2 separate regions of the Mus musculus genome follow, and region 1 is linked to region 2. A link is a loop called in an ENCODE intact Hi-C map of the cell type or tissue named here. Cell type or tissue: left cerebral cortex. All regions are shown on one strand. Each heading gives the region's core, and the rest is flanking DNA. Links, peaks and the distances in the headings are about the cores only.

Evidence for each region. Hi-C counts contacts between places; a loop is a spot of excess contacts. Peaks named below come from ENCODE experiments on the same cell type or tissue, not always from the same donor. Only the 100,000 strongest peaks of a DNase experiment are listed, where the experiment ranks them.
Region 1: a loop joins it to region 2, with 2.2 times the contacts of the local background. A loop is called at or near these places in 6 of 42 quality-filtered maps.

What each region holds. Positions count from the first base shown.
Region 1 is chr1:155,865,298-155,881,403 of GRCm38, forward strand. It overlaps Cep350 (centrosomal protein 350), which reads right to left. Exons shown (of 38, transcript NM_001039184.1): 29 at 13,613-13,821; 30 at 10,025-10,169; 31 at 6,612-6,772; 32 at 3,374-3,510; 33 at 743-825. It overlaps Gm51652 (a long non-coding RNA gene), which reads left to right and starts at 825. Exons shown (of 5, transcript XR_003948067.1): 1 at 825-883; 2 at 15,233-15,344. Gm37383 (a long non-coding RNA gene) reads right to left here. Exons shown (of 2, transcript XR_003948068.1): 2 at 15,585-16,106. It also overlaps the pseudogene Gm36934. In left cerebral cortex, for the core only: no CTCF peak of the experiment used is centred there; no DNase peak of the experiment used is centred there.
Region 2 is chr1:155,913,008-155,929,113 of GRCm38, forward strand. Cep350 (centrosomal protein 350) reads right to left here. Exons shown (of 38, transcript NM_001039184.1): 12 at 15,106-16,106; 13 at 13,407-13,548; 14 at 11,558-11,730; 15 at 9,307-9,493; 16 at 2,442-2,644; 17 at 1,709-1,872. Among named protein-coding and RNA genes, the nearest start is that of Gm37383, 35 kb to the left of the region's middle. In left cerebral cortex, for the core only: no CTCF peak of the experiment used is centred there; a DNase peak (open chromatin) is centred at 6,163.

The sequences.
Region 1 (16,106 bases), core at 4,403-9,402, 47 kb before region 2:
TGAATCCTGGACAGGATCATCTCTGCACACCACGGCCCCAACGAGAGGAGGAAGATCCCACAACAGTGCCGAGGAAACCAATAACTGTTTATGCTGACTCTGCCTTTATGGCAGATAGTCTCAAACCCTACCGTGATTTATTGGAGGAGAGTTTCAATGAGAGATTGACTACAATGAGCTTGAATTTTAAGGAGATGGAACCGCAAAAGAAGGCTCAGATACAAGGTGTTAGATCCCTTGAGATATCCTGGGATCTGTAGTTACATTCAGGCAGTTTTAAGTCACCTGGCATGGATGCACTGAAGAGTAGCCTGTGCTCTTAACTCTCTAGACATCTCTCTAGCCTCAAAAATAATCACCACATGATATAGGCTGGCTTGGAAGTCACTATGTAGACTGCTTTCACCAACTTCTGCCTGTATAGTAGTATTGAAATTAAAGTGGTGCACGCTTTAAAAAAAAAAGGAACTGAGTGCGGGAACATAAGTTCCCAACAGACGCTGCCCTTGGGATTCTAAGGTAAAGGGGTGACTTGAGCCCAAGAGTTTCTCTTCAGAGTAAGCAACAATCCAATCCTGTCAGTAACCAGTCTGAGATAAGTGCTAAGAACCTAACTTGGAAAGACATTACATGTTCTTAAGTGCTCAACCATCTCTGCAGCCCCAGAAATTCACTTTTGTAGAGGTAGAATTCTGTAGGCCTTACACTATGTCTACACCACTTTTTTCTTTCAGTAACATACCAACATGTTCAGCAATGGATGCCAAGGACCCTCTGGAACGCTCTGACTCTGTTACAGATTTCCAAGTTTTTGCTGTTTCAGATCTGAAGTGGAAAAAGTAATAAGATGAAATGTACTGCAGATACTGCATGACTGACAACAGTAAGCAGGCATCCTTAGACAAGTCCCCCCTCCTCCCTGCAGCAGGTACTTCTGTTTCTGACTCTTGTTGTTCTCTGTGGATAAACTCAATGAGACAAGCAGAGACCATGAGGCATCAGATAGCTTATCTTGTCTTTTTAGCTACATATTTCTAGATTTCTAACCATTCAACTTCCTTTCCTGCTGCTCTCTGAAGACAAAAGGCATGTCTTTTATATTCCTTGTTTTATATGTACACCTCAATCATTAAAATTAAAACAAAGAATATACACACACATTCTCTCTCTCTCTCTCCCTCCCTCCAGTGACTTGCTCCACACTGACCACACCTCCAGCCCCTCCTTGTTCACCAGCTTCCTTCTCTACAGCTGCTGGCCATGCTGTTTGCTTTCTGCCTTTTGCTTATAATAACTTAAATGTTGCTATTTAGTTTTATTTACTACTTGCATCCCCTTTTTCTCTAAATGCATGTGTTTCCAGCTTTATCTACCCTCTATCTGACACCCACACAACTCTATTTGTATGAATCATAACATCTCAAAATGAACACTTAAAACCAAAATCCTAAGTTTCCCACAAGAACCTCTTTGCTTTTAAGATAATGAAAGCCTATCTCAACTGACTTAAGAAATACAGGAGCCCTTGTTTTCCTGTTTCCCATCCAGCACTTTAATTAGACAATACCACTTCTTAGAAATTTCTAAAGTATATCATCGTCTTTCATTACTGCTGTTTATTTGAGGCTTGGCTTAGACTGCTTTTCTTTTGGCATCTAAGCCTATTTCTTCTACTCTTTCCTTAATATTAAAGTCAGAAAGCTCTCTGAATACAAATATCTTCTGATGCTGGAGACTGAACATAAGCTAAATGTGCTGATATTCTGCTGGTGAACAAGAGCCTTATTAACTGCTGGTTTACAGAAAGATCTACTACCCTGATTAATAAAGCCTTTCAATAAGTACTTTATTTGCTTATGTGTATCCCAGGCTGACCTTGAGCTTGCTAATGTAGAGGGGGTGACTTGAACTTCTAAGCCTGCCTTTACTTCCTTAGTGCTGAGATTACAGGAGCTGGAGTTACAGATGGTTGTAACTCCAATTTGGGTGCTGGGATTGAACTTGAGTCCTCTACAGGAGTAGTATGTGTAGTATGTGTTCTGAATTACTGAAAAATCTCCCTAGCCCTGTTTGTTTCCTTTCTTCTTTCCTTTCTTAAAGAAATGCATGTGGGTGTTTTGCTGCAATGTATGACTGCTGCAGTGGCTACAGATGCCAGAAGAGGTCTATCAGACTCCCTGATCTTAGGTTTACAGACTGCTGTGAGCTGCCATGTGGGAGATTTGAACAGGGTCCTCTAGAAGAGCAGCCAGTGCTCTTAAACACTGAGCCATTTCCCCAGCACCTTAGGTGAGGGGCTGGATAATACATAAAAGTTGCACCATGCATATCAGGCTGACCTGGCACTCACTATGTAGCCTAGATTGGTTTAGAACTCATGATCCTTAACCTCCTGAATGCTGCCATTTCAGGCAGGAAACACCACACTCAGCAAAGCGTTTAGCTTGTTCCTGTTTTCTTATACCAACGGGGATAGAAATCCAGAGTCTTGTGCATGGTATACAAGTGCTCTACCATGAGCACTCCAGCCTTCAAAATCCTTTAAAAACAACTTTAAAGGCTTACATCTCACAGTAAAATGTGAACCACTAAAACTAAATGCACACAAAGCCTTCCCAATGTGGCTTTTCCTTATTTCTCCAGTCTCTCCGAACTCCAGCAGTACCCAATCACATTTACCGTTTTTTTTTCTCTTCATCATTCATGCTTCTCTTCTCTTTGCTTTCACATATGCCTGTTTCTCAGAAGCCTCTTACCCACTGTCCAAACCATTTAACTGTTATAACTTGACTTTTTAACCTAGTATAACATATATTCTACTATTGCTATCTAGTCCCTTGTATATTTTTTACTGGATATATAATATTCTATTACCTGAATAGAACCATAATTTCCTGAGATATTTCACTCATTTTTGGAATTAAAGATCATTTCCAATGTTTTATAAATATAAACGAATGTCATAATAAACATAAAGTTTGCTATAATAAATATACTTAGTGCAAACAGAAATTTTTGGCATGACATATTTTATCAAGCTAATTTTCTAGACACAGGGTTGTGGAGTTGAAGATTACAGGTGTTTCTAAGACACTGCCATATTTTCCAAGGATCCACATGCAGCTGTCTGCTCCTTCGCAGTGCCGCAGACTGGCTCTAGCTGCACGGCCTGGTGCAGGTTCACAATACACAGTGCAATTTGCACTTCCTCAGTGACTGTGCACTTGTCATGTGCAACACTTTTATGTTCATGAAACAAACAGTATTTTTACTTGTATCATTTACTGTTAGTTAAAAGATCACTTCTACTAAACATCTTTCCTTATCCATTATCAAATAAATCAGTATATATGTAAGTTTTAAAAGTTCTTACCTGTGTAGTGGGTGTGGCTTGATTTTGGGTTTTTCGGATACGGAGGAGAGAGTTTTCATTTGAAATTTGGATGTTGGGGATATGTCTAGATCTTGGCTGAGTTCACCTTCAGTTTTCTTAATGAATTCATCATAAGTCTACGTTTGGAAGAGTGAGAGAAGTTATTATGCACACTGTTCTAAAGGGTATTTTATTATTTTACCCTTTCCAGAGCTGAGGACCGAACCCAGGGCCTTGCGCTTGCTAAAGGGTATTTTAAATCATAAGAATATTTAAAATTTTTAAATAGCGTAATTTAAATATTCAACTAGTAAAAAGACAGACTATAAAGATTCCCTCCCTGCTCCCCGCCACATCTTCACCACTATAGGAAATGAAGCAAGAAATTATAGTTTCAATCCAAAAATATTATGAGTGATAACCACCCAGGCACGCTGAAATCGTTAACTTGTTATATGCTATTTTCTACAGTAGACACTATTACTTTGTGGCTTTGGGGTGTGTGCATTGGTGATTGAGGTTGGTAGCTTTAGCTGACCTTGAATTCACTATGTAGAGCAGGACTTGAATTCACAGAGACCCATCTGCCTCTGCCTCCTCCTAGTACTGGGACTAAAGACTTGAGTTACAACACTGCCTTGTATGTTGTTTTGTTTCTGAGGTTCACTGGCTGTAAATTTCTTAAGAAATAGAAGTTAGGGGAAATTGAGTACAACTAGTCAGAAGGTCAGAATCACTACCACTGCTGCCTGCTTATTAAAATGCCCACTCTTTACTAACCACCAGAACTTTAATACATCGTAACTATCACTAGTATGGCATTCAAGATGGACCGTCTCTCTAGTACATGTCTCTTCCACTTGGAGGGCTAACCTCACTTGTGTAACTATTATGTGTAGTAGCTCAAAAAAGCTCAGCACTTTTTATTCAGGCTGTATTTATGTCTGGCCTAAACTAGACTAAAAAGATTTCTAGTCAATACATCTTTAGAGAATGAAAGAATGATGGATGGATCCTTGCTAATTATTACAAATTCTTAATGTCTGGACTAAAATCCCTACTAAATAGGTAGATAACTCTTATCTTCCATATTACCTTCATCGGAATTACCAATGATTTGACAAATTTTAGTATTAATCATTAACTAAACATATATGCATGCTGGGCCATCTAGCTAGGTCTTTATAGAAGGTATAGCTACTCAGATCTGAAAGAAATACCGATCTAATGTAGTTTATTAAATCTGTGACCAATAAATCTTTTTTCATATAAATTGCCATGTATATTTATTTCTCTATGACATAACGTCCCTTTCATTTGTACTTAGCTATTCAGCCAAGTGCTGAGTGAGATGGATCATGTGGCACTTTTTCTGGACATTTCTATCAATGAAATATTCTTTACAACTTTGTAACTTTTTTTTGAGACAGGATTTAGTATGTAGCATGGACTAAGCTCAAACTTGAGATCCTCCTGCCTCAAATTCCCGAGTACTAGGATTATAACAATGAGCATTTTTTAGCAACATTATTGACTCGTAATTTATTTCCAGTATGACTTTAATGGCTCACAGTTGCATGACTAATCAGATAAAGCTCAAATTTCTTAGTCTAGCCATTAAGTTCCTGAATGTCACCTCCACTTTTAAACTTTCTCCCACTGCTTTCCTACATGAACTCCCAGTAGAGCCACTGCTTATTCTAAATTCCCTAGAGCTAGAGGTGCAGTATATAGCTCAGAATGATCAGGAACTCACTATGTGGGTCAGCGTGGATTTGAACTCCCATTTCTATTTCAGATTTCTATGCTGATTATAAGAATGTGTGGCTATCTAGGGCTGGTTATTTATTATAACCACTCTTCTGACTTCAAAACACTAGTTACCACGCCTGCTCTGTCAGCATGTGATGCACCCATGCGGATGTTTATTATTTCCACACTTATTAAAAGGCCTATTTTCATGGGAAAACATAGAATTTGGAATTAGAAATAAATAAAAATCCTGCCTTTATCATTTGTGGGCTGTGTGTCCCTGGATCCTTAATCTTATTGAAACTCAGAGGTAATACCCATACTTCACTCCTATGAGGATTAAAGAAAATGCATTCAATTATCCGAGTTCCTGTTATATAAAAATAGCCATTTGAATTTCGTAAGGAACTCAATGGGTAAAAATTAAAAGGACAGATAATTTGGTTCAACACAGCAATGCACTTTCTCACACTTGGTAAGCTTGAAGGCCTAACAGTTACAAATGTTTTGAAAATTTGAAAGTATCCAGGTAGAAGCGGTGACATGAGGACAGACTGCTGTCCTAACAGGAGTTCAGATGGCTTTTATGATGAATACCATGACTTAGGGCAAGGAGGCTAGGGCAGCAGGGAGAGGCTGTAGGGAGGCAGAGGAGGCTGGGGGAAGGAAAGAATGGAAAGGAAGAAAGGCAAAAGAGGCAGGGAAAAAGGGGAAGAGGGAGAGGAAGACAGACAGACAGAAAGAGACAGAGGGAGATGAGATATATAGAAAAATCAGCCAGAGGCAGTAATAACCAAGAGACTGTACAGATAATACAGATAAGGGGCCTCAGAACCCGAGCCAGGCCCTAGACTAATGGCAGCAGGAAGGGAATAGAACAAAGGGGCCTTGGTAGAAGAACATCAGGGAACCGGGACTATAGGAAGAGACAGGAGGAGGACAGCAGCAAAATCAGGTTTCGTATCAGGCAGAACACGGAAGGCTGCTTAGGAGGGAAGCGACTGCAGCTATCAATTAAGAGCTGTCCAAAAACAGCCCAAGGGTCGTGTGGCCTTCTTTCTAGAACAGACTGGCAACAACAGTGTGAATATCTAAATCTATCTATTTGTCTATCCATCCATCTTAATGTTTTTAAGAGATTATAATCTTTTTTATCACCATAATCTTTTTGTGACATAGTTTTTCTGTGTAGCTCTGGCTGTCCTGGGACTCGTTCTGTAGACCAGGCTGGACCTGAACTCACAGAACTCCTCCTGTCTCTGTCTCCAGAGTGCTGTGATTAAAGGTGTGCACCACCACTGCCTGGCCAGTACCATAATCAGGAAATTTTTTATTTTAGTATTTAATATTTAGTGTAATACTGTAGATATCTTCGGATTTGTTCTTAAGGATGATAAAATGTGCACTACATGACTACTTTATTAGCAGTAAACACCTGAGCTTCTGGCAGGAACTAACCTTGCCCACTGACCCATCCCCCTCTCACCTCCAGCTGTCTGAGCAGACTGGCCTCCTGGGCCTTCAGTCTCTCCTTCTGTCTCTTCCTCTGCTCCCTCTTCAGCTGCTCCACGACTGACTTCCTCTTCCGCAGCTCATCCTTCAGAGCTCTGATCCTCCCTTCAATGTCACTCTGGTCAGATGTGGTTTCTGAGAGAAGCAAAACCTTCTAATTAATTTTAACAAAGAATAAAATTAACTCAGTAATTAATAAGGAAAAGCTATAATGCTTAAAGTTAATATTTAAAATTTTTAAAATTGAGCTACTGAAAAATGTTATTAATAAAATACATGCTTGCTTTCCCAAGATCTTCCCTTTGCTTTAGTCTTACTAATTGTCTTTCTGATTTCTAATGGTACTATTCGTTTGCTTTTATTTATAATTACTGTGACAACTGTGCCTGTGTGTGTATGGTGTGTGTGCATAAGTATGGATGTATGTGTGGAGGTCAGAGGACAACCTGTGGGAGTTGGTTCTCTCCTACTGTGAGTCCCAGGGCCTGAGCTCAGGTTGTCAGGGCTAGGAAGCAAGGATTCTAAACCATTGAGCAATCCTGTCAGCTCACTATTTGAAAGTGCAAGTACACTTTGAAAAACCATATCTTAGCAAGATACATAGTTAAAGTTTAAATTTTTATGTTAGTGAAATTTGTACTTTCTGTAAAAATTTACTTTTGGTAGCAAGATGTTCATATAATTGTCCTCAGATATTAATACATGCTGTTATATTTTTAAAGTCAAATTAGGATAAAATAGAATTTTACATTTTTGAATGTGAATCATTAACTGAAGTCTTATTATCACATACAATAAAGAGAAATGCCCTACTGTTGCTTTGAAGGCTTTACAAAGTACTAAAGTAAACCTGATGAAAACTTGTTTCTCCCCAGTACTTTACTTCTGCATATTAGAGGCCTAGTCATGGCAATGTCACAGGGAGGCAGGCAGCGCATTATAACCTGTCCTACAGAGGCTAAGGAAACAAACAGGCAGCATTCAATGCCACTGCTTACTTCACTGCACAAAGAGATACCACAGTACACAAGTGAGTTTTCCCACACCTCTTAGAATCACACACTGATGGCATTTCCATACACTCAGTAATTTCATACTGGAAACCTCAGACTCAGATGTGCACCGTTGCATCCCGAGACTAGGTTATCTCAGATTAAGTTACCTAAGAAACCATTGAAATGCAGAAAGAGTACTGTCTCTTTAAAATGGTGTGAACCCAATATCTGGGCTCCAAAGAAAAGCCAAGTTCCCATGATCTCTAAGCACAGACGTAACGTCCTAAAACCAGCAGTGTCAGGAGGAGGGCATCTGAGCATCATCTTCATGGGCTTCCTCTTAACTTTTGAAGAAAATAAGTGGTTTTAGATTAAAAGCTCTAAGCACTTGGGGCTTTATATTCATTTGCTGTAGTCTGGGTTAAATTAATCATCTTTCCTAACATCAACTTCTCTGGCCTGAGGAGTTCCATGCTTCTAAGCAAAGATGGCACATGCCTGTCGTTCCATCCCTGGGAAGGTAGGAGGAGGCCAGGCGGGCCTACATGAGATCTGTCTCAAAAAACAGAGTTAAGCTAGGTGTAGTGGTACACAGCTTTAATCTCAGTTCTCGGGAGGCAGAAGCAGGCTAATCTCTATGAGTCTGAGTCTAGTCTGATCTACATAGTGAGTTCTAGGACAACCAGAGCTACATAGTGAGATCCTGACTTGAAAACAAAACAAAACAACAATAAACAAAACCCTCAAGAGTTATTTATATGCCTTTAAAGTTGAGATGTTACTTTGTTAAATGTAGGAGACCACATGTAAACTTTGCTCTCCACATGATTTTGAATCAATATATTTTTAAAACTGTGAACATTTAAGAATATCTAGATAATCAATCACAAGGAAAACAGTTCAATTATGGTATATTATCTACCTTTTAAAAATTGTGTGTGTGTGTGGGGGGCGGTTCATATGTGTGCGGTTGTACATGGATGTGTTTGGTGGAGGCCAGCATTCAACCTTGGGTGTTTTTCTTCAGGCACATCCAACTTGTTTTCTGAGACCTGGTTTATCCCCACACCATGTCTAGACTGGCTGGCCAACAAGCCCCAAGCACCTGCCATCTCCACTTGCCCAGGACTAACATTACAACATTACATGCTACATTATTATATTACATGTTACATTATAACATTGCATGCTACATTATTACATGTTACATTATTATTACTATTACATGTTACATTATAACATTACATGCCTTTAATAACATTTCCTTTACACGTGGGTTCTAGGAACCAAACTAAGGTCTTCATACTTGCAACAAGTACTCCCCTGATTAAACAAACTTCTTGCCCAGTCCACTTCCTCTCATAGAAACAACTAAACCATTTTTACTTTAAAAGAAAAAAAAAAACCAAAACAACAACAAAATCCTCCAAAACAAAACAACAAAACAAACACTAATGTCTTTTAAATTAAGAATGAGCTCAGCCGGGCATGGTGGCGCATGCCTTTAATCCCAGTACTCAGGAGGCAGAGGCAGGAGGATTTCTGCGTTTGAGGCCAGCCTGGTCTACAAAGTGAGTTCCCGGACAGCCCAAGGCTACACAGAGAAACCCTGTCTCGAAAACAAACAAACAAACAAAAAAAGAATGAGTTCAAATGGCAATATATGCTTATCAATATAATTAATATGGCAATACTCGATATTGCATTCACTTCCTCATAATTCTAATAATCACAACACTTTCCCTTTAGCTATGCTTCTCAAGACCAACAAACCCCTGACGCCTTGCAATGGAGAAGCTACTCAGTCTTTCAAATCAACATCCAACTGAGACATGATCAGGGAGAGGTCTAAAAACCCAGAATGCTCCTATTGCCATCCATAGGCTTCTGTTTGTCTGCATGGCTCCTTTGAGATTTGTGCTATCCTGTCCCACAACCTTCTAACCTCATGGTTACTAATAACTCATTGAAAAAAATTAATACACACCCACACATGCAGCAATCAACAGTACCTATGAGGCACTGGTGTTACAAACGTTAAGAAAACAGAACCTGCCGCCAGGAGTTCAATCCAGACCTGGTGAGCCAGCTGATCTACCAGCTGTGCTGTGCACGTATGGCACACTGAAGTCCAGAGTGCTGTAGAAACACACAATCACTGTCGGACATGGACTGACGGAAAGAAATGTTTGGAGAAATAAATGTCTACTAACACAAGAGGATAAAATTAGTCACAATTTGTGGAATCAAGGATGTAATTATCAATGATAACCACTGTGCTATATGAATTAATCTTGGCCATACAAAGCAACAAAGGATAACCGAGTGCTAGCATGTGGTCAAAGCTTAAAGAGAATTCAAAAACAAAAGAAGAAACTCACTGTAACCTTACCTGACTGTGTCATAGACAGTGACTCATCTGACCAACTGTAACAGGGTTGGTGAGACTTGACAGGCAGATGACAGTGTCCTTCAGTCCTGTGACTTGCTTTGCTAGATTCTTGCTTTGACATAGATAAGCAACTTTTGGGAGGTGACTGTTCAAACAGAAAGATAAACAGGAATTATTTTGTCATACAACTGAACTTATATTTAAATCTGAGATATAACTAAGTAAAGACAACAATTACAACATTTTAAAATGTATTTATTTATTCCCTGTATGGCGGTGCACTATGAGCACAGCTAGTGCCTATGGAGGCAGCAAAGGCTGTGGAATCCCCTGCAACTACAGTTACTGCCACGTGGGTGCTGGGAACTGAACCTGGTTCTCTGCAAGAGCAGCAAGTGCTCTTTTTTTAAAGTATAACATTTTCATATCAAATAAGCATTAAATTTAATAATTTATATAATAACTGAATACATTAAATTTTAGCACTATTTTATAATTTCACAAAAGGTAAAAAAAAGAAGTTTAAAAAACATTATTAGAAACAACCTAGATGTCCCTCAACTAAAGAATGGATAAAGAAAATGTGGTACATCTACCTAAAGGAATACTATTCAGCTATTAAAAACAAAGACATCATGAATTTTTTGGGCAAATGGATAGAACTTGAGAATATCATCCTGAGTGAGGTAACCCAGACCCAAAAGGACACACATGGTATGTACTCACTTATAAGTGGTTATTATCCATAAGATACAGGATACCTATGCTACACTCCACAGACTCAGAGAAGTTAAACAAGAAGGAAGGCCCAAACGAGGAGGGAATATAATACTTGTAGGATGAAGATTGAAGAAGGGAACTGGATGAGAGAGGGGACTGAGGTGGGGGGTCAGGATCAGGTGTGGGGAAAGACATGAGGGATGGCCAAATGGCCATGAGAATGAATGGAAATCTCCACCTGGCAGGGGTGGGAATCATCTAGAGGATGAGACAGAGACCTGGGATAGGGGAGGCGCCTAAGAATCAATGGGAGTGACCCTAGCTAAAACTCATAGCATTGGGGATATGGAACCTAAAGAGGCCATCTTCTATAGCCAGGGCAGGAAACCCAATGGAGCAATTAGGGACACCAACCCACCCACAAAACTTTCAACTCAAAAATCTATCCTGTCTACAAGAAATGGAGCAGAGACTGAGTGAATGACTAACCAATAACCAGCCCAACTAGAGACCCATCCCATGAGCAAACACCAATCCCTGACACTATTAATGTTACTCTGTTATACTTGCACCCAGGAGTCTAGTATGGCTGTCTTCAGAGAGGCTCCACCTAGCAGCTGAATCAGACAGATGCAGAGACTCACAGCCAAACAATGGATTGAAGGCTGGGGACTTTTATGAAGAGTTGGGGAAGGATTGAGGGCCCTGAAGGGGATAGGAACTCCACAGGAAGACCAATAGAGTCAACTAACTTAGACCCTTGGGGCTCTAAGAGTCCAAACCAGCAAACAAAGAACATACACAGGCTGGACCTAGGCCTCCCCACACATATTTAGCAGATATGCAGCTTGGTCTTCATGTGGATCCCCAACAACTAGTGCAGAAGGCTATCCCAAAAGCTGTTGCCTGGCTATGGGATATGTTCTTCTAGCTGGGCTGCCTTGTCTGGCCTCAGTGGAAGAGGATATGCCTAGCTCTGTAGAGACTTAATGTTCCAGAATTGGGTGATACCCAGGGGGGACTCCATCCTCTCAGAGGAGAAGGGGGCGTGGAGGAGGGATTGTGGGAGGTGTGACTAGGAGTAGGGGCAGCAATCAGGATATTAAGTGAAAAGAAAATGAAACCCTTTTCTTTTTCTTCTTTAATGCAATTTCTTGATTAGCATAAGAATACTGGGCCTCATTATATTTTAATTATAATTCATTATATTACATTTATATATAGTCTATATATTCAATATTATATATAATTTAAGCCAGGTTCTCATTCTGAAGACTAAGGATGCTCTTGCAGAGGACCTAGATTCAAATCCTAGTACCCACATGGTGGCTCATTACCATTTGTAACTCCAGTTTCAGGAGCCAATGTCCTCTTATGGTTTCCTTGGGTACCAGGCACACAAATGGTGCAGAGACACACATGCTAGCCAGACACCCATATACATAAAGTAACAATTTTAAAACAAAATTCTAGCCATAGATATTTCTATCCATATTTTTTAAATGAAGGAGGTTTTAATAGGGCCTGTCACATGGCTCAGCAGAGTCAAGCACTTGTTGCCGACCCACAGCTTGAGCTTGACTGCAGCCCATGTGGTTTAGGGGAGCACTGACTCCTACCAGTGTCTTCTGACTTCTACATGCAGAAACATGCACACTAGCACATATGTAACTTTCTTCAGTAAAAAAGCTTTACTGTTACATTTGTTAGTGTTTCATATTGCTATGCTGATGTCTTAATCTTGTAGAAATCAGTTTAAAAACAGGCAAGTTTGAGTTTTTATCTTTCTATGAAATACAGAAGAATATTATTATTCTAATAATGCCCAGTGTAATAATTGAAAACAATTCATTTAAAATATTTTAAAGCAATATAATCATCACTCTTACTCTGATTATGAACTAGCAATTACTAACTAAATTATAGCAAAGACACTTTGGTATGTTTTAAAGATTTTATGCTTTCTAAGACAAAGCAGATTTGCAAAAGAACTTGTCATGTTCGCACAAATAATCTTCATTTCTCTGTGTGTATGTGTGTGCTTATGTATATTCGTGCACAAGCATGTGCACACGCACACACACACACACACACACACACCACATGCTAGTCAGAGGAAAACTCTGGGAATGTGAGAGTTAGCTGCCTCTATCCTGAGAATCAAAGCCAGGCTTAACACCCTTTCACCCACCCACTGAGCCGGCTTACTGCTCCTCTTATAGACTTTAAAAGTCCCTTCCCATGTTAAGTGGTTTTTATGTCCACTTGACACAACCTAGAATCACCTGAGAGGAGGGAACCTCAACTGAGAAAATGCCTCCATAAGATAGTGCTGTATGAAAGCTTGTAGGGCATTTTCTTAATTAGTGCTCATGGGGAAGGGCCCAGCTCACTGGTGCTACCCTGAGCTCAGAAAGAAAGCAGGTGGATCTAGCCTGTAAGCAGCACCCTCCATGGCCTCTGCATCAGCTCCTGCCTCCAGGTTCCTGCCCTGTGTGAGTTCCTGCTCTGACTTCCTTAGATGATGAACAGTGATTTGGAAATGTAAGCCAAATAAATCCTTTCCTCCCAGCTTTCTTTTGGTCATGGTGTTTCATTACAGCATTAGTAACTCTAATTAAGGTACTATCTCTTTAATATTATTACACTTGACAGAGTATAATTTTGACTGCTACTAAAGCTAAATTCATATACTTTTAAATGTAAGCCTTTTAAAAGCTTTATTTCTGTCCAAATGTCAAATCCTGCACGTTACGAGCACGGGTGTCAGCGCTGCCCTTAACAGGCATACTACAACTATTAGTAGTACCTTCGTAGCACACTGGCTTCCCTAAGCCAGTTTTAAGATATGAAGAGTCATTAACTCACATGTTTGCTAGGAGAGGTAGATTCCAGCTCCTGTGAAAAAACCATCTCCTCAGTAAGTGTGCTGTGCTCTGGACTCCCAGGCTGTGCCTGTACCCTAGCCTCAGAAGGAACACATAAGTCAGAAGGACTGCCGAGGTCTTCTGGAATACAACTTTCACTGTTCCTCGGAGAGTAAGAAGGCATTGGTGATCCCTCTTCACTTGCTATTCCTAGAAACACAGGGTGAAAACAAAAAGTGTCCAATCTTTGTCGATGAAGAAGTAAACTTGTTACATTTAGACTTGTTTTCAGCGTAAAACCACATTATTTAACATTTTCTAATAAAGTCTGTTCATTAGCAATTTTGGCTGACACCATCGGAGAACAGATGTTCATCATGTATATCCAGTGGTGATGGCTGGCTAAATATGAGGCTGCACAGCAGTTATAACTCACAAATTGGAAACTGCTTCAGTCACCTTGGAAAGTATTTTAGTGCTTTTTGAAAAGATGAAACAAATATTTTATGACCGAAAACTGCTACTCCTAGGTTATATTCCAGAGAAGTCTTAGTATATACAGCCGACATTTTCCATGCTGAGAGAAGCCCAAATGTGCCATATTCATACAGTGAGGTACTACAGAATGTTTGAGTGAGACCCGAGGCTGTCCTTTGTCTGCCACATGCATGTGCAAGGCACACACACACTACTGTGTACACACATGCACGCAGGCACACAGACAGGCAAGCACACACATGCACACACATTCAGTTCCTCACTAGTACTAGTTAAACTTCAAGAGGTTGCCCAACTAGCTAACACACGTGGATACAAAACACTGTGTCACATCATAAAGTCCTCTTGGGCAATTAAGAAATTCATGGGAAATTAAGCTTAACAAAATCCAAAAAAGCTTGCCACTGTTGGAACCTGAGCTGTCACAAGTACATACAAGCAAGTTCCTGTAAGGGACTTTGTGGCATTGTGCAACTATTGGGAGTACATCACTGCACAATGACAAGAGCATAGCAAACAGTGAACTACTTCTTTAATCTATTCTTTAACAACGTCTACCTTTAGACAACTTAAGAGTCATTGTCACTATAGCCAGAGAGATGGCTCAGAGGGTAAAAGTGCTTGTCACTCCAGGCTGATGACCTGAGTTTGATCCTCAGAATATACAGTAGAAAGGGAAACAACTCCCCAAAGTTGTCCTCTGGCCGCCACACCTGCATCATGGTACACTAGAGCTGCATTCACAGGTACTAAAACATCACACACATACACAATGATAATAACCTCACATGTCCTAAAACACCACACACATATATACACAAGATGATAGTAACCTTAAATTTTAAAAGCCATTATTGCTTAATTTCCCATTTCAATTTTGAAAAAAAAAAAAAACCTTTGATTTGTTGAGAAAAAACTCACTGTTTTGGTACATTAGTCTAAAAATGAAGGTTTCAGAAAAGTTCAAGAACATTTACTTATTGAACAGCACTCTATGAAAGGAAGGTAAATTTCTTGAACTCCTGCTTGTAGACATCCGTCGTGTTCCTACTTTTAACGTTTTAAGCTCCCTATTACTAGATAATAAAGTTCTTACCTAAACAGTACTGTGCTTGTCACCCAGCTAGATCCCATGAGCTGAAGGCCCACCTCCCTGGTTGTCACTGTGCCCCACTGGACTTCTGCAGAAGTGAGTAGCTGCAAGATAAAGGCTCCCTGCAGACTCCATTGTGAAGGTAACTGTTGGTGGCCACAGTCAAGTTGTTAGTGATTTCCTTAGGGTTCTGCTTGGCTGTTTCCAAAGGTCTGTCAGCCATGGACACTTAAATATGTGACTCAGCCGTGCTTAGAGTGAGCTTTAGCTGCTACAATGAACTCATGCTGACTGCTTTTGGCTTCTGTTATTTTTTTCCTGACCCTGTTGCTTATATCATCTTTACCTTATTAAGTAGTCCAAACTCAAAAGCTGGCTACTCTTGATGAGCTAAAGGGCAGCTCTGAGAAAGCTTTCCTCCACGGACCTAGTCACATGCTGCACACATGTCCAACAGTTCCTAATGAACAGCTTTAACGAAGGAAGCTATTTTTAATTTACCTTCCAGCTGAAGCTGGGGAGAGACCACAAGAAAACTTTTGGTTTTCTTTATGCATCATTTGTTGCTAGATTATTTAACTTCACATGTTCTGAAATGGTCTAGAAAAGGAATGGTCAAACCACTTGTGGCCACCTGTGATTTACTTACATGTAGATTTGTACAGCTACATTTTTTTTTATTTAATTGAGCATGGTAAAATATGCAAACGCACATGCTTATTACTGGAATATATAAATATACCACTAATAGAAATGGAGGGTGTTTTCTATTTCAAATAGTCTTATTATGATATACAGCTAGTTGAAGTATGTCTTTTACATATTCATGTATATGTATACCCAAAAAACACTGTCACAAATTGAATATAGAAACAGATATAAGAATACAATTCATTTTACTCAG
Region 2 (16,106 bases), core at 4,122-9,121:
CCCAGCAACCAGAGGCAGGAGGATTTCTGTGTTCGAGGTCAGCCTGGTCTACAGAGTAAGTTCCAGGACAGCCAGAGCTATACAGAGAAACCCTGTCTCAGAAAAAATAAAACAACAACAACAACAACAACAAAAAACCCCACATTTTAGAAAACAATATGAGAGTTTTTCACTAAGTTTTAAGTGCTTATACATGACCCAAGCAATAATCCTGGGTATTCATGCAAGAAAAATGAAAATATATTGTATATCAACCAACAAGAAAATACATGGACAATTAAGACCTACTTACTAATCACTGGTTTATTACTAGGCAAAAATACAATGTCATACATAAATTCTAGCTTTATGTTGAATAAAATAAACTATAATAGAGTTAGAAATAAACATGAATATACATATATAATTCTGGAAGAGACAAAAAATAAGCCATAGCATAAGAAAACGGACTGAATACCCCTCTGGGAATTAACAGAAAATGGGCATGGGATGAGAGAAGTTTTCTATTGATTAGATGGTTGTTGTGGAGAAATATACATTAATTAAAACTGCACAGCTAAAATCTGCATTGTTTAATTGAATGTAATACCTAAGTAAAATAAAATAAAAATGGTGCCCTAGAGCTTCCACAAAGGAGAACACTGGTTAACCTCTGGATGTGCTGAGTTACAGTGCACACTATCCTTGTTTTATAAAACATCTGGATCTCAGAAATGGTTCCTTGGTTGGTTTGCTTAGTTCAAATAAAGCATAAAAAAAAATCAAATAAAGTGGGGGCAGCAAGATCACACAACAAGGAAAGGGGCTTCCTGCCGGGCTCTACAGCCCGAGTTCAATCTCCAAGACCGACATGGTGGAAGAAGTGATTTTCATGAGTTGTCCTCTGATCGCCTGAGACTATACACATACAATAGACAAATGCATTTTAAATAAATAATAACAAATGTTAACAAATATAAAGAACAACAATAACAAAAATCACCACCAACAAACAAACAAAGTAAAGCAAAACAAAACAACAACCACCACCCAGAGAAACGTAGTCAATTTCAGGGAAAAAAAAGGTGACTGTTATCATTAATCTTCATTAATTCAATCGTTCATTTTCAGTTATTAAAGCAGAGTATAAGACATGGAAAACAAAGCATGTGACAGAGTGACTGAGATGGCGCTCTCCAGCTCGGCTGCACATTCAATTCTCAATTCTCTTGGGGGTGCCAATTGTTTTGGTTTGTTTGGTTTGGCCTTTAAGGAAGAGTGTGGTTACAGAGCTCCAGTTGACCTTAAATTCCTGATCCTCCTGACTCAGCTTCACAAATGATAAGATTCAAGTGTCCTCTACCAAATCAGGCTTCCAGTTTCTTTTTAGTAATCCATGTGACAGTTTTTCTTTTGTTAGTTATAGGTAATATACAGACTATTTTTAATTCTCCTTGGAAGTTTGAATTTTTTTCTTTTTTTAGGCAGGGTTTCTCTCTATGTAGTCTTAGCTGCTCTGGAACTTGCTATATAGACCTTGCTGGCCTTGAACTCACTGAAAGACTCTTGCCTCTGCCTCCTGAATGCTGGGATTAAACATATGCACCACAATGCCTAGCTTGAAAGTTTTGTTTTGTTTTGTTTACCAAACAAAACTCATTAAGGGTAATTCTAAACACAAAGAAAAGAAGAAAACCACAGGAACAAATTACAAAAATTCAGCTACTACCTTTATGATCTGAGCCAGAGATACACTCTCCTGCTGAGCGAGGGCAATGCCCCTAACTCTCTCCACGTCGGACAGCTGGCGCACTGACTCCTCGAGAGCACTCAGGTAACTGAGTTCTGCAGCCATGCGATGCTGAAGGCCAGCAGGAGAGAAACGCTGAGGACCTGGGCACAGATGCATCGTTAAATCAAAAGGCTCACACAAAACCACAACACCAGCTCTCATTTTATGAGCACGTGACAAATCTACCTTTTCTTTGTACTAAAGACAGTGACTTACTAATATACTGTATTTTAATAGTTACTTCTTTTTCTCTCTTATGGGCATGTCTATATACATATTACATGCCTACAGATGAAACATAATATTTGGGGGATGAGTTTTGACTAACGATGACAACATGGAAAAAATGAACACTGTTGAACGTATGCTTTTGAATATTTAATTTCTACACAGTTTTTGCTCAATACTTAAAAGAGTAATCATATAAACTTGAAGTAACATTTCCCTACCACTTAGTTCGCAGTTTTTCTTGTTAGTTTCTACCTCTCTCTTGACAGATGGTTTCATGGACCCCAAGCTCACCTAACTCACTCGGTTGCCTCGACTGAGGTGTGTGCATCCTGCGTGTGATTTATGTGGTGTCCGGTGAGCCCAGGCTAGGCCTGCACTCCACTAGCAGAGTTATATGGACCCTGTACTTTCAAACTTTTACCTGCATGAATCTGCTTACCTGGTGCTGAAGCCATCTCTGTTTTATTCACGTCAGTAAAAGCTGCAGTGGGCTTAAATCCAGTTGTAGTTGGAGGTACTATGACTGAGGACTTAGATCTTTCTAAGGAAGTCCCAGGAAGGTCAAACTGTAACAATTTCTGTGAACTTGGAGATAGGGGAGAAGTTGGAGTCTTCTGAGATCTTCCCTTGTCTGAAGAGCCACTAGAAGTTTTTGCATAAAGACATTAGAGAAACTATTCCAAGAAGCATGTAATCAGAAAGAATAACAAACATTTTTTCTTTACCAACATGAATTAACTTTACCAATACTAGCTATGATGGAGGAGTCATCCACAGTCACTGCTTGACTGGATCGCATGAATACTTCTCTAGTTGCTAGATACACGGCGTTGAACAAGCTAGGTAAACGGCCTCTAAATAAAATAGTGAAGTAGCGTATTGACTAAACTAGCACTGAACAAGTCACATACAGCACAGTTCATTCATTCCATTATGAAGCAAAACCTAAGACAGCCACTATACACTAATAAAAATATAACTGTGTAAAAACTTTAGAAACAAATATTAAAACATGTACCTCAAATAAAATATCATTTTGTGTTTAAATTTCTTTAAAGCCATGATTCTTAATTTTCTCTGTTAAGCCAAAGGTCATAGCAAAAAGTTATTTGCATACTGTCATCTCCAAATGCTTAATATATGTTTAACTATGCATACTGAATTTTTTAATACTGTAACACTGTCTGAGCTTTTCTTAAGTAACTTCATATAACTGATTGTAACAACTCTTAAGGCATTTAACACATCACAAGACACCTCTCATTCATATTTACTTATATTGGATCTCTATTTGGTGGATAAATTAAGAGATTATCTACAAAGTATTTAGCATAGTTGTTGTTTTTTGTTTTTTCAAGTATAGCCTTGGCTGTCCTGTAACTCGATTTGTAGACCAGGGTGAACTGGAACTCACAGAGATCCACCTGCCTCTGTCTCCCAAGCAGAGATCAAAGGTATGGGACACCACACCTGGTGCAATTAAGACATTTTTACATTTTTGGTTGTGAGCCTAGCCTTTAACGGCTGAGCCATCTCTCCAGCCCTTAAGACATTTTTAATAAACTAAAATAGGTTTTCTTTTAGCTTCTGAAAAAAAGTGATAGATTTCAAAGGCAAAAATTGGGCCTACCTTGAATATCTGAATAAAAATAGTGTTGAAAGGTATTTACTGGCTTAACGAGATCTCTACCAGATGACTTAGAGAGTCTAACAGTAGTCCCCTACACACACAGTGGGGATATGTTTTTAGTACCTCCAACAGATCCCTGAAACCACACTATTTACACATATACATGTTTAATGCCTTTCCTGTACATTAAAAAATATATATATATTTTGTGTATGTGTGTGTATCTGAGTGTATGGTTCTGTAGGACCTGGTGCAGGAGCCTAAGGTGACCAAAACAGAGCACTGGATTCCCTAGAACTGGAGTTACAGGGAGTTGAGAGTAACAACATGGGTGCTAAGAACCACAGCCGGGTCCTCTGGAAGAGCCCTGAGTGCTCTTATGCACTTAGCCATCTCTCCAGCCTAACTTTTTCATCTTAACTTGCTACTTGCTACCCGGTGTGGCTGTGAACGTTAGAGTTTGAGGCACTACAGTAAAACTATTTTTTTGTTTGTTTGTTTTTTGTTTTGTTTTTTACCATTCCCATCATTTCAGTCTTTTACCATCCCATAATTTCAGGAATAAAGCATTTCTCACAGTAGTTCTTTGCTACATAACTTCAGCATACAATCTTTTCCATTATTATTATTTTTACCTTTCCCTTAAAGGAAGCACTTTATAAAGTGTTTCTTAGCATATACAAATCAGCACCATTACTACCCTTCAATTGAACCCATTATTACATAGACAAAGGTTTAATTAGACTCAAATACTGCTCAAGAGCTGAGTCGCATGAAAGACGAGTCGCATGGAAGATGAGCCTGAATCCTACGTAATTACTCAGAACAATAGTACTGTAAAGAAGGAAGTCATTTATTTCTACCATTTCCCACCTAATATTTTATAAGGACAGTTGACCAAAACTGAGCCATGGAAAGCATAGGAGACTATAGTCAATTTGATTTATAGTTCCTAACATGAATTCTCATTTTGAATTCTACCACATCAAACAAAATAAAGGACTCTATAACTCACTGTATGGTTTTACAAGATGAATTTATATTTGCTTGGCAGAGATGATTCACTTAGACTATCATTTCAAAAAGTTAAGTTCTCAGTGTTCTCAAATACATTAAAAAAGTTTTTTTTTTAAATTATATTCCTCCTTTACAAGGTTCAAATTCCTTTATCCATTGTGACTCTGCACAGATGAAGAGCGAGACACAGATCCCACTATGGAGAATTTATTAAGCTTACTTAGATTTCATTTTCTTTTCTTTTCTTTCTTTCTTTTTTTTTTTTTTTTTTTTTTTTTTTGAAGACAGGACTATTAGATTTATTTAACAGCTTTAACGCATAACAACTGAACAACTGAGCAGAATCTATTTTTTTTTCTTCATCTCTTTTTTTTAATTGGGTATTTATTTCATTTACATTTCCAATGCTATCCCAAAAGTTCCCCACACGCTCCCCCACCCACTCCCACTTCTTGGCCCTGGCGCTCCCCTTTACTGAGGCAGATAAAGTACGACCAAGGGGCCTCTCTTTCCAGTGATGGCCGACTAGGCCATCTTCTGATTCATATGCACCTAGAGACACGAGCTCCGGGGGGTACTGGTTAGTTGCAGATCCCTTTAGCTCCTTGGGTACTTTCTCTAGCTCCTCCATTGGGGTCCTGTGCTCCATCCAATAGCTGACTGTGAGCATCCACTTCTGTGTTTGCTAGGCCCTGGCATAGTCTCACAAGAGACAGCTATATCTGGGTCCTTTCAGCAAAATCTTGCTAGTGTATGCAATGGTGTCAGCGTTTGGAAGCTGATTATGGGATGGATCCCCAGATATGGCAGTCTCTAGATAGTCCATCCTTTTGTCTCAGCTCCAAACTTTGTCTCTGTAACTCCTTCCATGGGTGTTTTGTTCCCAATTCTAAGAAGGGGCAGTGTCCACACTTTGGTCTTTGTTCTTCTTGAGTTTCATGCGTTTAGCAAATTGTATCTTATATCTTGGGTATCCTAAGTTTCTGGGCTAATATTCACTTATCAGTGAGTATATATCATGTGAGTTCTTTTGTGATTGGGGTACCTCACTCAGGATGATGCCCTCCAGGTCCATCCATTTGCCTAGGAATTTCATAAATTCATTCTTTTTAATAGCTGAGTATTACTCCATTGTGGTAATTGTACCACATTTTCTGTATCCATTCCTCTGTTGAGGGGCATCTGGGTTCTTTCCAGCTTCTGGCTATTATAAATAAGGCTGCTAGAAACATAGTGGAGCATGTGTCCTTATTACCTGTTTCCCCACTAGGTTCTTTCAGTTAACCTTAGAGCCTAAGCCATTAGTATTCTGCTCAGGAAATTTCCCGGTGTGCCAATGAGTGTGGAAAGGTATTCCGTCATGCCACAGGGCATAGCCATTGGGGGAGACAAAACTGTGGGTGTTGGGCTTCAAGGAAGCAACGAGACACCATTCCAGGGGTGGGAAAATGCACTCTGAGATATGGGAAAGCTGAAGCTGGTATTCCCTGACTCCCCGGACACCCACTTGCTGCTAGAGTGCAGGCTGAACAGTGGGCTGAGAGCTGCAGCTTAGCTTATCAGCTTGGCAGGCAGTTGTGTGGTAGCACAGAGAGGTCTACTGAGATTTAGACTGTGGCTCTATAGGAGAAGGTCTTCTCCCTGCTCCCCATGGTGGTAGATGAAAGAGATGGTCTTTGGTTTCAAACTGTTTATTGGTTGTTCATCGTGAAAAATGGATGCAAACCAACTTCTCAGGGTGGATCAGATTCAATACCCTTTTCAGGGAGAAATGTCTGGGAGCTGGAGCTTATTGGCTAAACCCTGAGGGCCTCTAGGTACCTCATTAGCATGGAGAACTCAGGTTTCCTTATGTGGGAAGTGGGGCACATGCTCTAGGCCAGGAATCTGGCAGGGGCAGGAGGCCACCTATTGTCTCAGGTGTGAACCCCAAAATCCCAGGGACTAAGATCTGCTCCATCTTACCAAGTTTCCTGGCAAGGTCCAGTGTCGCACAAATGAGTTTGAGGCTCTTCCTACATTCTCTTATTTTCAGTTTCATGAGGTTGATCTTAGAGCCTGAACCCTTGGTGTTCTATTCAGGAAATGTCCCCCTGTGCCAATGCATTCAAGGCTCTTTCCCACTTTCTCTTCTATTAGACTCAGTGTATTATTTGGTTTTATGTTGAGGTCCTTGATCCACTTAGACTTGAGCTATGTGAAAGGTGATAAATACAGATCTATTTTCATTCTTCTACAAACAGACCACCAGTTAGACCAGCACCACTTTTTGAAGAAGCTTTCTTTTTTCTAGTGTATGTTTTGACTTCTTTGTCAATGATCAAGTGTCCATAGGTGTGTGGGGGTTTCTTTCTGGGTCTTCAATTCTATTCCATTGATTGAACTTTCTGTCTCTGTATCAATACCAGGCAGTCTTTAATACTATTACTTTGTAGTACAGCTTGAGGTCAGGGATGGTGATTTCCCTAGCAGATCTTTTATTGTTGAAAATTGTTTTGGCTATCCTGTATTGGTTTTTGTTTTTTCCATATAAGTTGAGAATTGCTCTTTCCATGTCTTTGAAGAATTGTATTAGAATTTTGATGGGGATTGTATTGAATCTGTAGATTGCCTTTAGTAAGCCAGTTGCTAGAAACAACCCAGATGTCCCTCAACTGAAGAATGGATACAGAAAATGTGGTTCATTTATACAATGGAATACTATTCAGCTATTAAAAACAAGGATATCATGAATTTTGCAGGCAAACAGATAGAACTAGAAAATATCATCCTGAGTGAGTTAACCCAGACCCAAAAGGACTTACTGATAAGTGGATATTAGCCAAAAAGTACAGAATATCTAGGATACAACCTACAGACCTTAAGTTTAACAAGCAGAAATGCCCAAGTAAGGATGCTTCAATCACATTTATAAGGGGAAAGAAGATAATCATGGGAGGCAGAGGGAGAAAGGGACCTGAGGGAGAGAGGGGAGAGGAGGGGAAGGGGAAAAGGGGAACAGTATCAGTTATGGGGTGGGGTATAGGAGAGAAGCCCAAAGGACCAGGAGTATGGATGGAAATATGCAGCCTCAGGGGTTAGGAGATGGGGGGACCCTCTAAAAAGTATAAGAGACCTGGGAGGTGAGAGACTCTCAGGACTCAATGGAGATAACCTTAGCCAAAATGCCCAACAATGGGGAGAGTCCACCTCCAGTAGATTGACATGGCCTCAAGTGGAGGGACTGGGTTACCAACCTACAGTTAAAATTTCTGATCCAGAATTGTCCCTGTCTAAAAGAACTTTTTGGGACAAAAATAAAGAAGAGACTGAAGGAAAGGTGGTCCAGTGACCAGCCCAACTTAAGATCCATCTCATGGCGGGGAGGGTGTATGGGAGGGGGGGCAAGGCCTGACACTACTACTGATGCTATGATATGCTTACAGACAGGAGCCTAGCATGGCTGTCTTCTGAGAGGCCCTACCAGGAGCTGACTGAGACAGACGCAGATACTTACACCACTGGACTGACGTCAGGGACCCTTATGGCTGAATTAGGGGAAGGACTGAAGAAGCTGAAGAGAAGAGACCCCTTAGGAAGACTATCAGTCTTAACTAACCCAGAGCCCAGTGAGCTCCCAGAGACTGAACAACAAATCAGGCATCATACACAAGCCAGTCCAAGGCCCCTGGCACATATATAGCAGAGGACGGCCTGGTCTGCTCTCTGTGGGAGATGTGTCTAATCCTCGAATGACTTGAGGCCCCAGGGTAGGGGGAGGTTTGGTGGGGGAAGAACATCTTGGTGGCAAGGGGGAGGGGGAATGGGATGAGAAACTGTGGGGGAGGTACCAGGAGGGGGAAACTGCTGGAATGGCACGGCACTCCTGTAGTGAGATCAACGGCAATGACAGCAGAACCACTAGAAGCTCAAGGGGACAGCAGCTTGATGTTAATGTTAGAACAGAACCAGCATGGCCCATACAAGAGAGACGGAGAGGAAGGAGAGAAACAGAGAGGAAGGAGAGAACTGACTCCTCCTGAAATTGTCCTTTCACCTCCTCACACGGAAAGTAAACCACAAATGTCCTCCCCCCAAACACACACACACAGTTTTAAAACATTTTTAAAAGAATGAAAAATACAGGTATACAAATTCCATGATCAGTGTGGAGGAAGAAATAATTTCAACAGTGAGATGGATGAGAAGGACACTGCACAGCTGTGTTTCAAGTGGAAGAGTGGAGTTGAGAACACAGTATGTAGACATGAGGTGCCCTGCGGTGCTCTGATGGGGACACTCCAGGAGGACTAGATTATTAAGCATCTCTCTGTGGGGTAGCTCACCTCATGAACCCCAAGAGAGGCAAATGCTTATACAAAAGATTGAGCCAAGAACAGTGTGACGATGATGTCAGGAGAGAAAAAGGGCTTGTACTTGAGGCAAATAATTACTAGAGATGTTTTAACAATTGCAATGAGGAATGTCCACATACCAAAACAAAGTATACAGCTGTGAACTAAGTTACACAGTATACACAGTGCCCTTCAGAAAGTCAACAGCCCATCCCAGCTCAGACATGACCGTGAACTGCCAAGCTGATATTTACCAAATTCACTGAACAATAGATTTAACTTCCATATATACAAATAGCAGCATAAAGAATCCAGGGCTTTACCTCACAGAGTGCCCAGACAGGTCTTCCAGTGTGCTCTCAGCATCCAGAGTCTGCTCAGAGTCTCCAACAGCAAGTTTGCTGCCAGTCCCAAGCTTCCTGCTTGGATGGGAGCCGCGTTCTGAGTCTGACTGTACTTTTTCCTCATCAATGAGTGGGTTCTGAGCACTTCCAGTGAGGGAATCCAACCCTGGAAAGGAAATTTTTGTAAGAAAATTTCCAACATTAGACTTACTAAAAAAATTTCAGTAAAATAAATTACAGATCAGAGTATTTTAAATTAATTTATATTTAAGACTTATTTTTCATATCTAAAATAAAGCAGTTCATTTTTCTGCCTCCATTTAAGAAAATAGGCATATGGCACATGTCTGTAATTCCACAGTCTGGTTATTCTACTTGTGTGAAGTAGAGAATAGTCACACTTACAGAAGCAGTGGCTGTCAGTAGCTGTGGAGGAAGAGTGGAAATGGTAGTGGTGGCAGTCACCATGATACAAATGTGGACTTAATGTCACTGAACGTGAAAATGATTTAAATGAGATGGTATCTCAAGCCCATGCTGGCATTATTATTATTATTTTGATTTTTCTGAGACGAGGCCTTTATAGACCTGGCTGCGCTGTAACTCACCATATAGACTAGACTGCCTCAAACTCACAGAGACCAGACTGCATCTGCCTCCCCAGGGTGAAGATTAAAGGATGCCTAACCACATCCAGCTATGTGTGCATTATTTCACCAAAATAAAATTGTAAATGTTAGCACTATCATCTTTACATTAAAAATTATGGCCAATTAATTTTTTTTAAATATAATTTCCTATACTGACCAGTTAGTTTCTTCCCATATTCCTATTCCACCTCATATTTTTCAAGTCAATAAGCACAATTTATTTTTTCAATTAGGAAATGTGTGTGTGTGTGTGTGTGTGTGTGTGTGTGTGTATATATATATATATATATATATATATGAAATTAGGAAATGTGTGTGTGTGTGTGTGTGTGTGTGTGTATATATATATATATATATATATATATATATATATATATATATATATTTTTTTTTCATATATATATATGAAAAATCACTCCCAAGCTTGAAACCATTATGTGAGCACAAGAAGCTTTTGCATGACCTCTGTATCTCCCTACTTATAGGTCTATAGAATAAATATGGGACTAGAGAGGTTGCTTAGTGGGTAATGTGCTTGCTGCCCAACCAAGAAAGTTGGGATCCCCTAACCCCACACAAGACCAAGCATAGTAGCACGTATCTGCAATCCCAGCTCTTAAACAGTGAGATGGAAGAAAAGAATCTCAGAAGCTCATGGGCCAGTGAGCTTCTTGTATGCACAGTCTGTCTCAAGGTGGAAGAAGAACTAAACCCACCACAGTTGTACACTGACTTCCACAGACATACACACATGCTCACGGAGTGATTTAACAGAGTGGAACTATATACATCAGCAGGTATATCAAGCACTGAGTGCCAAAAGGTCCAACTACCATGCTAAGTACCATGGAGCACACATCACTTCCACTAAACACCCATGCTCTTCAGATCACCCTATCAACTCCAGTCTGCTTTACAGGGAAGGACACTTGAGGACTATGTTTGATGATGCTTAGAAATGTACATGATATATTACCAAGTTGGGTTTTTTAAAGCAGTTGCAGAGCAGTATCATTTGTATTTCTTTTTAAAATAAAGATATGGCTTCATGTATATATTTGAAAAAGTCATCAAAAACAATGATAGCAGCTGCCTCTGAACAAATGGATTATGGATGACTTATACTTCTTTTAAATTTTGTATTTTATTTATTTGTGTGTGGGAGAGCCAACTGCACACTTAGAAGAGTGCCACTGCTCACACAGAGAGAGAGGTCACGGGATGACGATGTGTCCTCCCCTTCACGTTTGCATGGGCTCCAGGCTCAGGCTCAGGCATCAGGATTGAGCAGCCATTGCTTTTCCCTACTGAGCCATCTCCAGAGTGTGCTGGCCCTGATTTATAGAGTTCTTGAATGAGCATCTGTAATTCTTAAATTTTTAATTATGTATTTTGTCTGTATTGAAAAATTTATACTAAAAAGTTTGATGTTATATAGCAAAAGATATTTCACAAATGTAAAAGCTAATTACATTATCATAAATAAATTCATCTCCTAACTGAAGAACCAAACTATAACTTTAGGTCACTAGCACACAACTATGAAGAAGAGAGAAGCCATCAGGTGGGACTCCACTCACAGTCCATCTTGTCTTTCTTCCCCTTCTTCCCTTTAGAAGCTGAGGAGGAGCGAGTGGACCCAGCAGAGCGAGCTCCCGAGGAGTGCTGGGAGGTAGCATCCACAGAGGCAAGGTCACAGGCAAACTGTCTGCTCAGATGCTCCTCCTGAACGCCCAAGCTGCTACCATCAACTCTGCCAAGGAGAAAGAAATACGAGTTAACAAAAAATAAAAATTAAAAATTAAAAGAAAATCACAAATTCTGTTTCAAAGGAGCTCAGAGTACCTAGATCAGATGGCAAAGCAAAGCTTACTCTTGAGTAAAAAACAAACAAAAACAAAACAAACTTACAACAAAAGGTACTCAAACTAACTAGTGGCAGGAATGTCCCACAACTACTGTAAATTTATCCATTTTAATAGATTCTCTATGGCTCAGTTTATTACTCAGATGAGTTGTTTACTGGAGTAAAACCAAATAAAATGTCTCAGGCCTGGAGTCGGAGCTCAGTTGGCAGGCTCTGCCTGGCACGCATGAGCCCTGCGTTTGGTCTATAGAACACCATAAACTGGGAAGAGGGTCCGAAGTTCAAAGCTAACCTTTGCTACACAAGCCCTGGGGGGGGGGGGGGGGGAAGAGATGGAAAAAAAAACAAATGCTTCAGACATTTATGAGAAAAAATACAATGTTGACGATGGGAAACTGTGGCCTCAGTTTCTACTCGAGCTTATACTTTCATTCAGCATAATTATTTTTCCTCTGATAATCTTATACAGAAGAATAATTTTAATATATTCTACTTTCACCTAATAGTAAAATGTATTAAATAATATTGGTTGATGACATTAATTAAATCCTTAAAAAGACCTTAATTTAAAAATCTAATCTTTTCTTTAGGCTCAAAATTGAAACTATATTTTTCCTACTATACTTTTATGAATATTCATACTATTCCAGCTAGTAGAAAATTAGCAGAACTAATGTCTATAAGGTTATTTAATAATTTCATAGGGGTATAAAAAATACTGAATATGGAGAATGATAAATTTACATGGTAATAAAATTTAGGGGAGAAACTCTAGAAAAGTCAAATTTGTTTTGTGATTTTGTACAATTTAACTTCTGTTCTTCAATTTCCTGTCTAAACCTGGTATTCTAAGAATACTCCTTCCCAAATCAGGCTACTATAAAAGTGAGTTATACAGGCAAAGCCCATCCTTTCAGTGCCTTGCATATTAAGGGCTCAATATAATCATCAGTTGTTATAATCAATTATTTCAAAGCTTAGAAGTTTACTGTATACCAAAATCAAGACGTTTTCTTGATTTAAAAAAAAAAGTATTTTTAGGATCATAAAGTTAAATGTCTACCTGATTTTCCTCAATCTACCACAAAAAACAACTTTTTTATATTTCTTATATTAAGACCATTTCCCAATGCTATCCTCTGTTGGGAACTCACAGACTGACTTATAATCTGTATTCTCTTTCTTATGTACCAAGTCCTGCTATAAGTATTCTATGTTCCACTCACCAGGTGTGGCAGCACACGCAGGCAATCCCAGAACACTTGAGAATTGGAGGCAGGAGGATCAAGAGTTTAAGGTCATCCTTGGCTACATGAGACCATATCTCAAAAAAACAGAGAACATTTACTGACTGTTCATTTCTAACAACTCTGGGAGGTAAGCAGGTGACGATTTTCACCAAACAATGAACTCAACTGAACTATCAAGTCAGCTCAGGCAGTCTGCGCCCAGAGCCCATGACTGGCCCGTTACACAGCCTTTATATGTATCAACAATTAAGATGTGGCTTATATCCTGACCGGAGCCCTTATCTGTATCCAGATTTGCTATCAAATTCTTACTGGGATTCAAGAGTTGACTTCCTTTCTGTCAGTGTCCCACTTCCTGGAGAGGAGACAAAATCATCTTCATAGGAAACGCTGCTGAGTGGGGTTGCGGTGGCATTCAAAGGCCGTGATACCAATGTTCCCCTGTCTTCAAACCCTATTAAAAAAATAATAATTGAGGTATGGTTAATACAAAATAAAATTTAAACTATAAGCAAAGCATTCTATAACATCATGTTACTAACATAAACAAGGGATTCTTTCATTTGCTTTTATAGTTTTTTTTTTTTTCAAGACAAGGTTTCTCTGTGTAGCCCTGGCTGTCCTGGAACTTGCTTTGTAGACCAGGCTGGCCTCAAACTCTGAAATCCTCCTGCCTCTGCCTCCCAAGTGCTGAGATTAAAGGCGTGCGCCACTATGTTTGGCTGTCTTCACTTCTTTAGGAAAAATATGAAAATAAATAATGTATCCATTACTAGCTTCAACAACAACCAATTAAAAACCAAGCTACTTTCAGTGAAACAACCTATTCCTCTCTTCTTCTGTGGTCCTACAGAGTATTTTGAAGCAAATACATATATTTCATCTCCAAATATTTCAATATAGGTATAAAATTTTAATGAAGATCTAATACAAGAATTTAATAGTGAAACCAATTTTCTTATTAAATTGGTCAAGACGGAGTGATGGATCAGCAGTTAAGACCTGTGGCCCTCATCCAGAGGAATGCCCTACAGGGCACTCACAATCTCTCTAACTCCAGGCCAAGAGGACTCAACACCCTCTTCTGGCCTCTGCTAGCACCAGGCACACATAAGACAAATAAATGTACAGGCAAACCACCCATACGCAGAAATAAGATAATAGTAAAATAATAAAATAGTGATTTAAGCACTTTGCTTTCAACAGAAGAAACTGAAAGAGCATTAAAATCAAAAGCAGCCTAAAATGACAACTGTCCCTGTTTGCTTTCTGTTGCTGTGATAAATATCATAGCCAAAGACAGCTTGGAGAGGAAAACACTTCTTTTTCTTACACTTCCAGGTCCCAATCCACAACTGAGAGTAATGAGGGACCAGCTCAAGAAGGAGCAGAGGCGAGACCCACAGAGGAAGCCTCTTCCTGCTGGCCCCGCTGCTCAGGCTCAAGTTCAGCTGGGTTTAACTTTGTTTAATACAGCCTAGGCCTACCTACATAGGGGTGGTACCTCCTACAGTAGGCTTTCATGTCAACCAGTAAAACAAGACGATGCCCCACAGACACGCCCACAGGCCAGGGTGGACTAGGTAAATCCTCAAGAGGGGTCCCCTCATCTCAAAGGACTCTAGTTTATGTCAACCACTGATATAAATAAAGTAACTAAACAAAAGAGAGCAATAACACACAATTATCACAATATCTTTAAGTGCATACATGTAAATTTTAAGAAAATGAAATGTAATACCAAATTGAATGTAATAACAGATGAAACCAACTCATTTGTCAAATAATTTGCTCCATTTATAGAGTGAAAATCTACAACCTAGGAATTCTAAAGTTATATTATTATACGTTTGGTAGAATTCACCTCTAATAAAGAGAAACAGCGCTAAACCTGGCGGGATAAACTTCATCCTAGAAAAGGAAAGCTGGGTGGATTTAAAAAAGAAAAAAACCAACAATAAAAAGAAAATTATGAAATAATTATCTAAATATAGTATAGGCTTTTTCTCACCTTTTCCATATAACTGATATGACTTAGTAAAAATATTAATGACGCTGTGTGGACTTCCCTTTGCCAGTTCTTCCCATGGTCCTTTGCTTTGTGTACCACCTATGTGCCCAAAAAGTGGCAAGAATTTCTCAGCTTCTTTCTGAAACTCTTTGATGGGTTCATAAGAGTTTCTCTCCCCAGCACAGAATTCTTTTTCCTTTAAAATTTCCGCTACCTTCAAAAGGGGCCGTGCATCCCGGCGTTCTTCTTCCTCAGAGAGACTCCCTTCACTAAGAAGAGGCCCTTCACTGACTGAGTCTATGCTGGAACAAAGAGACCTTTTGGCTCTTTCTTGAGAACAGGCTTGTATGTCAGAGCTGGAAGAATCTGTCTGCCTCCTGCACAACTGTGCCAGCAGCCCTCCTGGCTTAGGACTAGGGGATTTCATTCGTAAGCTTGATATGGCACTCTGGGGTCTGATCATCTCAGGAAGTTTTTTATATTCACTAAGGCTGCCTACACCAGGAAGCTCATCGTCAAAAGCTGCATGAGACACACAGGTTCCCAGCATCTTCTGAATCCGGGCAGAGAAAGCATCTTCAATGTCCTCTTTCACAGGTGGACTGATAGCTTTAGTCCAAGGTCCATTCTCTTGAGGTGCTAGCTTCACATCACACTCGGTGTTCCACACTGACCCATAGTTAATGCTGGCCCCAGCTAGTTTCTTAGCCTCACTCTCAATCCTACTGGACAGAGAGGCCGCTGTTGCTTTCAGGGCTTCAATACGATCCAGTTTAGTCTTATATTGGCTGGTACTAGGTTTCAACAAGGCATCTGGATGAGGAGCTTGTGAGGTCAGATATGGTTGAGGTGTGAAAGTTAACGGTCCTGAAGCCGTATTATGACTCTTCTTGGCTGGTAAAACAGATTCATAGTCCTTGTGCAAAATTCCTACATGCTCAAGATGCAGGAGATGGGAGAGTAAATTCTCAGTCGTTCCAGCGAGGGGCTGGGCTTGAGAA